Regions from separate parts of the Homo sapiens genome. Here region 2 is linked to region 1. Evidence: chromatin contacts called from ENCODE Hi-C data. All regions are on one chromosome and are shown on one strand. The core of a region is the stretch at or near the end of the contact, and the rest is flanking DNA. Distances in the headings are between cores, read along the strand shown.

Region 1 (5,013 bases), core at 1,546-4,045:
TTTCAAGAAGCTTGTCTTGTCATTTTTACTATCTAAATTTTGTGGAAGTCTGGAGCTGTGTTCACATGAAAATCTGGTAAAAGGGAATGGGCCTTCCTTAAGTACTGAAGACTCCAAACTGTGTAAAACCCCACCAAAAAAATATGATTGTATGAAAAGGACTCTAGGATACAATATCTTAAAATAGGAAGGAGAAAGATTTGGGTTATGTTCATGTATCAATGACTGTTGTATTGTTTTCTTCTCTTTTTGAAGTGATTTGTGTGACTTTATTGAAATGGGCACATTTTATAAACTTTAATTTGTAGGCATCAGAGACCCCAACTCTACAAGGCCTTTCCTTTACTGTCAGACCTGGCGAATTGTTAGCTGTGGTCGGCCCCGTGGGAGCAGGGAAGGTGAGTTAGAATGGCTTTTGGCAGCTTGTTGCAACCCCACTTATCATATTAACTTCGTGGGTTTGAGCCCAAGGCTACGTGTAACACAATTTTGAACTGGGTACACTTGGCACGGCATTTCTCAGTGCATGGAACATTCGTTTTGCAAGAAGGGTCACATGACCAAATAAATGTGGACAATGCATATCATGTTTCCCTTGGTTCTTCAAGTTGAGCAATTGGGAACTCCTAGAAGTTGGACATCTCCATGAAAGAAATTATTTATGTGACCACTATGCAGGATGGATTGACTAAGAAAGTGGGAACTTCTTTTTGTCAGAGGGGACCCTAGATGCTACAAGACATCTGGAGGTTATGAAGGCTTGTCTGAAAAGCTTTAAACATGTTTTGATATGACTTCTCCAAGTCACATGAACACACATTTAATAAACCTGTAGCCAGGTGTATAGTCCTGTGTTAGGAGTAAAAGATACACCTGTAATCAAGACCCAGACGCCACTGCCCTCCAGAAGTTTCTGGTATCTGGGGTGAGACAGATATACAAACAGGTGATTTCAGTTCAGTGTCGTAAGTGCTCTGATAGTGGGGGGCACAGACACGTCATGTCTGTGCATTGTAGAAGATGTGAAGGAAACGTGCGTACAGACTTAGTCTCATATATTCTAAAGCAACGCAATAAATCTAGTTGTAGGTGTATAACAAATAGGGTGGTTTAACAATTGAAGTTTGCTCTTCAGAGACACGATTCTTGGGTATTTAAAAATAAAAGTCCTTCCTAGTGCACAGGATTTATTATTTATTTTTATTTATTCATTCATTTATTCACGTATGTATGTATATTTAGTTTTTGAGACATGGTCTCGCTCTGTCACCCAGGCTGGAGTGCAGTGGCGTGATCTAGAGTCACTGCAACCTCCATTTCCCTAGGTTCAAGTGATTCTCATGCCTCAGCCTCCCAAGTAGCTGGGATTACAGGCGTGCCACCATGCCCGGCTAATGTTTGTAGTTTTAGTAGAGATGGGGTTTCACCATGTTGGCCAGGCTGGTCTCGAACTCCTGGCCTCAAGTCATCCACCCGCCTCGGCCTCCCAAAGTGCTGGGATTACAGGCGTGAGCCACTGCACCTGGCCAGGATATGTTATTTACATACAGCATTTCTAGGATTAGTTCTTTGTCAAAAAAGATACCCGCATGCAGGAACAATGCATTCAGTATTGGATATATGAACTATATATGTCATGCTTGGCTACTCTGTTGCTGTAAACATTCTTAGTTGATCTTTGTTCCGTGTACCATTTCATTTAGGGGCATGAAACTCATTTAGGGAAACTCATTAGGGCAGAGTAGATTGTTACACTCTATTTTGTTAATATTCCTTATAAACTACTAGTTTATGTGGACCATTATGTTATTTCCAATTTTTAATCACAACTTCCTGTGCTCTTTTAAATGAATGAATGGTGTTTTTCAAGCTCCCAGGGCTGGGCAAGGCTGCATTGCAGTGGCTTATTCTTGTCTCGAGTGTTGACTGAACATGTGCTTTTTTACAATCTGTTTCAGTCATCACTGTTAAGTGCCGTGCTCGGGGAATTGGCCCCAAGTCACGGGCTGGTCAGCGTGCATGGAAGAATTGCCTATGTGTCTCAGCAGCCCTGGGTGTTCTCGGGAACTCTGAGGAGTAATATTTTATTTGGGAAGAAATACGAAAAGGAACGATATGAAAAAGTCATAAAGGCTTGTGCTCTGAAAAAGGTGAGTGATGACTTTTGGATTTCATGTACTCGAATGTCCAGTAATACTAGTGTTCACTTGAACAACAAGGTTTATTAACTTTTTTTTAATTTTTAAAGACCTTTGAATGTTATTTAATACTTTAAGGCGGTCCTCCCAGTAAATAAACACACACACGCTCTGTCCTTTTACGTCTGATGCGAAAATGATGTTTACAGGGTGAATTTCGGGGGTTTGGTTGGTTTTGTGAAGTTTTATTTACTTTTAACTTTTCTTTTTTTCAAAATGGACAATTATAAAAATTTGCAAAAGTGGAGAGAAGGGTGTCTTGAACCTGCCTGTACCCATTGCTCAAGTTCAAGTGCGATCAACTTGTAGCCAATTCAACTCCGTCTCTCCCCTGGCCCTCTGCTAGCTCCACCCCCAACCCAGATTCTTCTGATGCATACCCTTGGCCTCAATTGTATTTTATCTGTAATTGTATTTTATCTGTAATACCTTATTACTTATCTCTAGAAGATAAGAACACTTTTGAAAAAAAATTACATCTCACTCAAGAAAAAAAATCACCAGAATTTCTTGCTATCATCAACCGGCTAGGCAGAGATTACAGTGCTTTAGTATCTCATTACCCATTGGTTTGCGTCAGACTCCGGAAGATGTCTGCACCGTGCACTTGGCTGATGTTTCCTGCTTGGGTCCCTCTCAAACCACAGGTTTCCTTCTCCACTCCCTTTAAAAAAGAAAATTTGTTTCAGTAGATTTTGGGGTACGGGTGGTTTTTGGTTACATGGATAAATTTACAGTGCAATTTATTATTTAAAGGAAACTGTTTTAAAATTTATTTTTCATTGTGTATCATTTCACCAAGAGAGTGATTGTTTTCAGAAAAGATGAAGTGTTTGATTGTACACTGAGGTTTTCATAAACCTGGTGGATAGTTGATGAAAACTGAGCATACTTAATAGAGGGCTATAAGTTCTAGAAGATAGAAAAAATGGTAAATACTGATAAATACTATGTTACCTTCTTTGGGCCATAAAAATCAGTGAATAATGGCATTAAAGGGCTCTCCCCAGGCCCTGTGCAGTGTGGCCTGGACATCCTACTGTTCTTTTATGCTGTCTGGAAAAGGCCGCCACAGACTGTCACAGGTGTGATGCAGAAGGCTTCCAGCCAGGTTTGTGAGGAATGAGTAATTTTGCTTGAACAATGGCTGGAATATCAGAGTCTGTCAATCAGGTGAGTAGTATTTGCTGGCGATTTGGATAGAGAAATCATTGCTTGTTTAATGGGCTGTTTCTTCATCCTGGACTATTGTTAATGAGAGATGATGCATTTTCGGAAATGACATTAAGTTAGCAGTAATGAGCTAGATTTTTATTGAATAGTATACACTATATAGGAAAAGATGCGCTAAGGCAAGCTCCTAGTTATTCAGATCCTACCAGGTCTTATTTTTTTTTCTCTGTCTCACACGCTCACACATATGCACACACAAAGCTGTGTAAAGTTTTAATCTTTTGCCATGATTTCCCAGTGCCTTTGCTATTGCTATCCTCATTTTGTTTATTTTTCTGATATTGCTAGCCTCGCTTTTTTAAAGTAAAATTTTCATTTTATTCAAAGTTTGTACAGAATTGCTAACATTTCCCTAAAATAATTACTATACTTCAGCTTGTCCTGCTCTGGTGTCCCCCCACTGTCCCCTGCTTCCCTGAAGATCCATTTTAGAGAAATTTTGCAGAAATATAGGGTCAAAGTAGGAGAATATACAAGGTGATTTCAGTGTGTTGCAGTGAGTGGAGTGTATCATGTTTTAGGGAGTTGAGAAACAGATGGCAAATTTTGCTAGTTTTCCCCCACTGGTAGTTACAGTTGATAACCAAGAAACTGCTGATGGACCAGGCCCCGGAGATAGGAAAGATGGTACGCCATTTTTCAATGGAAGGGTGGCACTTGGCAACCTGGGCCTTGTCTTTCAGCTCTTTTCTTCCATCATTTCTCTATGACAGGTTAGAAGTGAGGTCCTTGGGACCAACACAGGGCTTTCTTGGGAAGGCTTTGTTGCTCTTTACCTACTAATCTGTCAGTTTGGAGATAACCTACTAGTAAACTCTAGAATTTAAGAATGATTTGTTCAAGACTGTGGTTTCAAGAGTTGAATGTTGCTTCTGGCTGGTAAAGTGGAGGGTTGGAGAGATAAAATGACTCACTTGAACATTTGCAGTTCAAGTTCAAAGCCATACCTGCCTAGCTCCAGATTCCATTTTCCCCTCTGCCAGGCACCTCTCAGTTGGGGGTGTTTATAAGGTAGAAAACTATTTTAACAATTAGGTGATTGATAAAAAGGTAGAATGTGGGACAAAATGTTTTTCAAGCCTTCCCTTTTTACCTGTTCAGCTTCTGATACCCACATGAGACTCCAGGTCCCAGGTCACCCAGCTCTGCCTTGCTCCTTCCCACATCAGAAAGTCTCTGGGGGAAAGTGGGGGTTAGGACAGTGGCTGCCATTCAGCCTCTTCCGTAGCCACCTTTGAGGACTGGCCCAGTAACTCGGATAGTGTCCCAGGCACCTGCGGGCTTCTGCGTGGCAGGCAGACTCCAGTGGCAATGGGGTCCCCTCAGGGCTGGGCTGCATGGCGACTTCTTGGTTCCTTCCTGGATGTGTGTAAGCATGGACTGCTGGCCCCCTGTGCATGGTTCCATCCTCGGTAGGACGGTGGGCCTCCGGTGGTGGAGAAGTCGAACAGAGCAGGAGTCTGGCCCAGCTTTGTCATTTGCTCGCTGTCACTTTGGGTTTTTTTTGAGATGGAGTCTCGCTCTGTCACCCAGGCTGGAGTCTAATGGTGTAATCTCGCCTCATTGCAACCTCCGCCTCCCA
Region 2 (5,013 bases), core at 1,168-3,667, 350 kb before region 1:
CAGGTGTATGTCACCATGCTAGCTAATTTTTGTATTTTTAGTAGAGATGGAGTTTCACCATGTGACTAGGTTGGTCTTGAACTCCTGACCTCAGGTGATCTTTCTGCTTAGATGAAGCAGATATTAAGGACTTTTTTTTTTTTCAAATTTAGGAAAATACACAAATGTATTTAAAGATATCTTGAGAGACATTTAAAACATATTCTTCATTTTTCTTCTTTAACTGACCATCTCAATAGACTTGTCTATTACAGTATCACAGTCTCTCTGTCCACCACCCATCTACTTCTCCATCCACTGCCATCTTTCCTACCTTTCCCTTTCCACTGAAACACCATAGGCAAAAGTGACAAGTGGTTTTGTGCTACCTGACTTAGTGAACAGTCCCCATTCTTTATCTTGTTTGTTTTCTCTGCACCTTTTTCATAGTTGCTCAGTTCCTTCTTTGTGAAATACTTTATTCTTTCGGCTTCCATAGCCCCATTCTTGCCTAGATTTCTCTGCCTGTTCCACGATTCGTCTCCATGTCTCCTCATGGGCTGGTATCTCCAGCATTCTGTACTTGGCACTTACCCCTTTTCACATCACAGTCTTTCCCTGAACCAACTGGTGGCTCCATAATGGGATTCCCTGACCCAGAATCAGTTCTTCTGATGTCCCATGTGCCTATGGGACATCTTCTCCTTTCTCCTGGTGGCTCGCAGGTATGGAGACCTCAATTATGTCTACAACTAAACCTCTCACCCCCACCTCCCCCGCAGCTCCCTTCTGTATTTTCTCCACTGAACCATGAACCATATTTGTTTGTCTACCCACTCAGTCTGCCAAGCAAGTTATGAGTGTTCCTGAGTCATCTTGGATGGCGCTCTTCCCTCTGTACTCCTCATCACTCAATCTTGTTGACACTCTTTCTGAACTGCCATGAGTCATTCTCACCTCTCCAGGCCCACACTACTCTTCCCAGTTTAGACCCTCATCACCTCTTCCATCCACTAGCCTGACTGGTCTTCCTGCCCCAGGGCTCACCCCTTCTAATATGACTCCCCAGCTGATTTTCCTAAAAGATAAGCCTGATTGTTTCTTTACCCCTTTAAAACCCTTCACGGGCTCCTCATTACTTGCAGAATGAAATCTGTGTATCTTATCATGACACAAAAGGTATCCTAGGATCTTCAGCCCATCACCTGCCATGCTGCACCTTGGAATACTCTGCTGGATCATAGCAAGCATGCATGGCAGTGTTCTTCCACCCAGGATGCCTTTTTTGCTTAATTAGCCTGGAGAATTCCTTTTAATTACTTTTTAAAAAAACTCTTTCCTCCCCCAATAGACCAGGCCTGAGAGTCACTCTCTCATTCTTGGTGGCGTGCTTCCATTGTTGCATTTACTGCGCAGAATTGGAGTTTGTATCCATGTCCCTGCTGAGCTGTGAGCGCTTTGAGAATAAACACAGATTCTTATTCATCCTCACTGTTGTTGTTATATTATAACCATGATTGGCTACCGTTTATTGAATGCCAGGAGAAAAAAAACCCTGAAGTTTGGAGATATTAGGAAAATTGCTCAAAGATGTATTGCCATTTAGAGGCAGAGTTATAATTTAATCCCCTTTTTTTAAATGATCCAAAACACATGTTCTTATCAAAATGATGCACTACAACTTAGAGGTTTCCTGGTAATACTCCTACTAGTAGTAGTTATTATAACTATCACTGTGAATCATGCATTATACTAAATTCTTTATATAACAATCAGTTTCTGAAGATGGAGAATTGATTTTTTTTTGAATTTTTAACGGTTTGATATAAAAAGTTATTTTTAAAAATGTAAAATAACAAAAGATATTTACTAAAGATATTCATACATTTGACAGGAGTATAGTTAAGCTTAGGTGGACCAGATGACCCACAATATCCCTTACCACATAAGATTTTATAATTCTACAAATATTTTTCCTCTTTTGATTTTAACAAATCTTTTCTTAAATTTATTTTATTAACATATCGTCCTGGCAGTAGCTTCATATGGTTATAACCATGTTTTCTTCTTCTTTTTCTTTCCTATTTGAAGGAAAAAAAAGACACCCAATGCTTTCTGTGTGTTTTCATATGTAACCTTCTACATAGCAGATGCTGCTAAATTGCTGGGGATATAATGAGAATTAAAAAGGAAATACAATTCTTTTTCTCATGGAGCTGAAAATCTAGTAGGGGAGACACACATTACCCAAACGATCCCTCAGTGACCATGTAATTATAAACTGAATCAAATGCTCTCTAATAAAGGACTACTGTACTCTGAAACTGTATAACAAAGAACGTGATCTCTGCTCTGGGTCAGGGAGCATGTCCCTGAGGAAATGGGCGGGGGCTGAGGCTTGGTGAGTGAGGCGGAATACTCAAGCCTGGTGCCGGGGAGGAGAGCCTGGCAGACAGAGCTCTGGGTAGAGTCTGGGTAGAGGGACCTGTGGTGGGAGAAAGAGAGAAGATCAGAGTGGAGGGGAGAAGCAGGGTTGGGGCCTTGAAGGTACTGCTGAGCATGTGGGTCCTTATCCTTACCCTGCATTGCCCGCAGGCCTGACCTTTGCTTCATTCTTCATGGCTGCCAAGTGAGAGTGTGGCCCCTGCAGGTAAGATCTAACTAAGTCTTGGATGTCTCTGTATCTCACCGGGTAGGCAGATAGTAAAAGCTCAATAAATACTTCCTAATTTATTTGACCTACAGGTTTTCCCCTCCACCTTCTTATACCTGTACAATTACTAGAAGAGACTCAAGATACCAGCGTGATTTATTTTTTAATGGATTGAACAAATTAGTTATTTATTATCAAATAGTCCCATTGGAAAACAATTCTGTGAAATGTATTAGGGGAGTGTTATATCTAAAGATTATTGAAAACTGGTTCTTTCTTCTAAAAATCTACTTTTGTTTTCCCCAACATTTTCTCATAAAACTTTATAAAATATATAGCAATGTTGAATTTTACAGTAAACACCCCATATATCATACCCAACACCTACATTCTACCATAAACATTTTATTTGCTTTGCTCTCTCGCTCTGTCTCTCTTCTTCCCCCTCTCCCTCCCTCTATCAATCTTTTTTTTTTTTTTGGAATATTTAAAAATAAATTGCAGGCCTCAGTACAATTTCTCCTAAATCCTTCAGCAAGCATATCACTAGCTAGATATTAATATTTAGTTTTTCTTTTGATGTAAAAATTACATACAATGAAATTTATAAATCTTAAGTGTACATTCACTAACTTTTGACAAATGCATACATCTGTGTAAATGAAACAAACACTATCTTTCTAGAAAGTTCTCTCATACTCCTTCCCAGTCGATCCCACTCCCCCCGTTTTTCTTGTGTTTTCCACAGTAGACTAGTTTTATCTATTCTAGAACTTTATCTAGATACAATCAAACAGCATGTACTCTTTTGTATAAGGCTTCTTTCAGTATGTTTTAAGACTCATCTATGTTGTTGCACATATAAGCAGTTCATGTCTTCTTTTTTTTTTTTTTTTTTTTTTGCTGAATTGAGTTCCAGTATCTGAAGCTATCACAGTTTGTTTATCCATTTTTCTGCAGATTAACATGTGAGCTATTCCCAGTTTTGGGCAAATAAAGCTGCTATGAACATTCTTGTACAAGTTTTTTTGTGAACATGTTATCATGGGTAAATATCTAGGATCAGAATTACTGGGTGGGAGGGTAAGTGTATGTTTAGTTTTATAAGAAATTACCTCACCATTTTTCAAAGTGTACTATTTTATATTCCCACTAACCATGTGTGAAACTTGCAGGTACTCTACATTCTTGCCAACGTTAGATGTTATCAGTCTCTTGTTTTAGCCATTCTTGTAGGTATTCAATGATATCTTATTGTGATTTTAATTTTTATTTCCCTGATAACTTCATGATGCTGAGCACTTTTTCATGTGCTTATTGCCCATTCAAATACCTTCTTTTGTGAAGTGCCTGTCCAAATTTTTTGCTCCTTTTCTATTGAGTTGTTTCTTTGTTTTTGTAAGAGCTGTTTCTATACCAGGCTGTTATCAGATACATTCTTAGTGAATATGTTCTCTCAGTGTATGGCTTGCCTATTTTCTCAAAGGCATCTTTTGATGAGCAGAAGTTTTAAATGTTGATGATGTCTAATGTATATAAATTTTTTTCTCTTATGGTTATTGCTTTTTTATGACCTATCTTATGAAACCTTTGCCTACCCCCAAGTCATGATGATATTCTCCTATATTTTCATTTTAAACCCTTTGCTTTTAGCTGTTTTTTATGTGGCCTATGATCCATCTCTAATTATTGTTTGTTTGGTATGAATCAGAGGTTAGATTCATTTTTCCATATGGCTCTCTGGCTACTTTAGCACCATTTGTTTAAATTCCTGTTGGACTGTTTTGGTGCCTTTGTGGAAAATCAAACACATGTGTAAGCGCAGATCTATTCCTTTATCTTTTTAAAAATGTAAATACTAGCCGGGAGCGGTGGCTTATGCCTGTAATCCCAGCACTTTGGGAGGCTGAGATGGGTGGAGATCAGGAGTTCGAGAGCAGCCTGGCCAACATAGTGAAACCCCGTCTCCACTAAAAATATCAAAAAAAAAAAAAAAAATTAGCCAGGCGTGGTGGTGGGCGCCTGTAGTCTCAGTTACTTGAGAGGGGAGGTAGAAGAATCGCTTGAACCCAGGAGGTGGAGGTTGCAATGAGCCAAGATTGCACCACTGCACTTCAGTCTGGGTGACAGAGTGAGACCCTGTCTCAAAAAAAAAGGTAATACTGAGCAATCAACATCCAAAAGTTTCCTTCTTTTAATTTAAATTTTACATCCTGTAATCTGGATAAGAGTTTAATAATGAGGATATAATGACTTTTGACCGCCTACTAGAAAAATTGATGCCCTATGGCTTCTTTAAAATATGAATCAATTTGTTTCTCTTTCAGGGATATAACTTTCATATTGCTAATCAAATGCATTGGAATCTTTACTTGAAAATT

The links. Hi-C counts contacts between places; a loop is a spot of excess contacts on that map. Pooled maps may share reads with other maps.
Region 2: a loop to region 1 is called in a map of MCF 10A, with 9 times the contacts of the local background. The contact joins the promoter of CLDN10-AS1 here to the enhancer-like site in region 1. A Hi-C loop is called at or near these places in 1 of 168 maps with a recorded cell type or tissue (MCF 10A), 1 of 37 single-sample maps with no recorded cell type and 8 of 50 pooled maps.

Annotation. Positions count from the first base shown.
Region 1 is chr13:95,183,838-95,188,850 of GRCh38, reverse strand. It overlaps ABCC4 (ATP binding cassette subfamily C member 4 (PEL blood group)), which reads left to right. Exons shown (of 31, transcript NM_005845.5): 10 at 309-398; 11 at 1,959-2,150. Among named protein-coding and RNA genes, the nearest start is that of SNORD13G, 24 kb to the left of the region's middle. Within about 2 kb of position 2,795, at least 2 of the 41 ENCODE cell types and tissues checked have a DNase peak (open chromatin) inside an H3K27ac peak, as active enhancers do.
Region 2 is chr13:95,531,314-95,536,326 of GRCh38, reverse strand. CLDN10-AS1 (CLDN10 antisense RNA 1) reads left to right here and starts at 2,417. Exons shown (of 4, transcript NR_046533.1): 1 at 2,417-2,629. It also overlaps a transcript of CLDN10 not described here. RefSeq lists an enhancer at 738-1,032.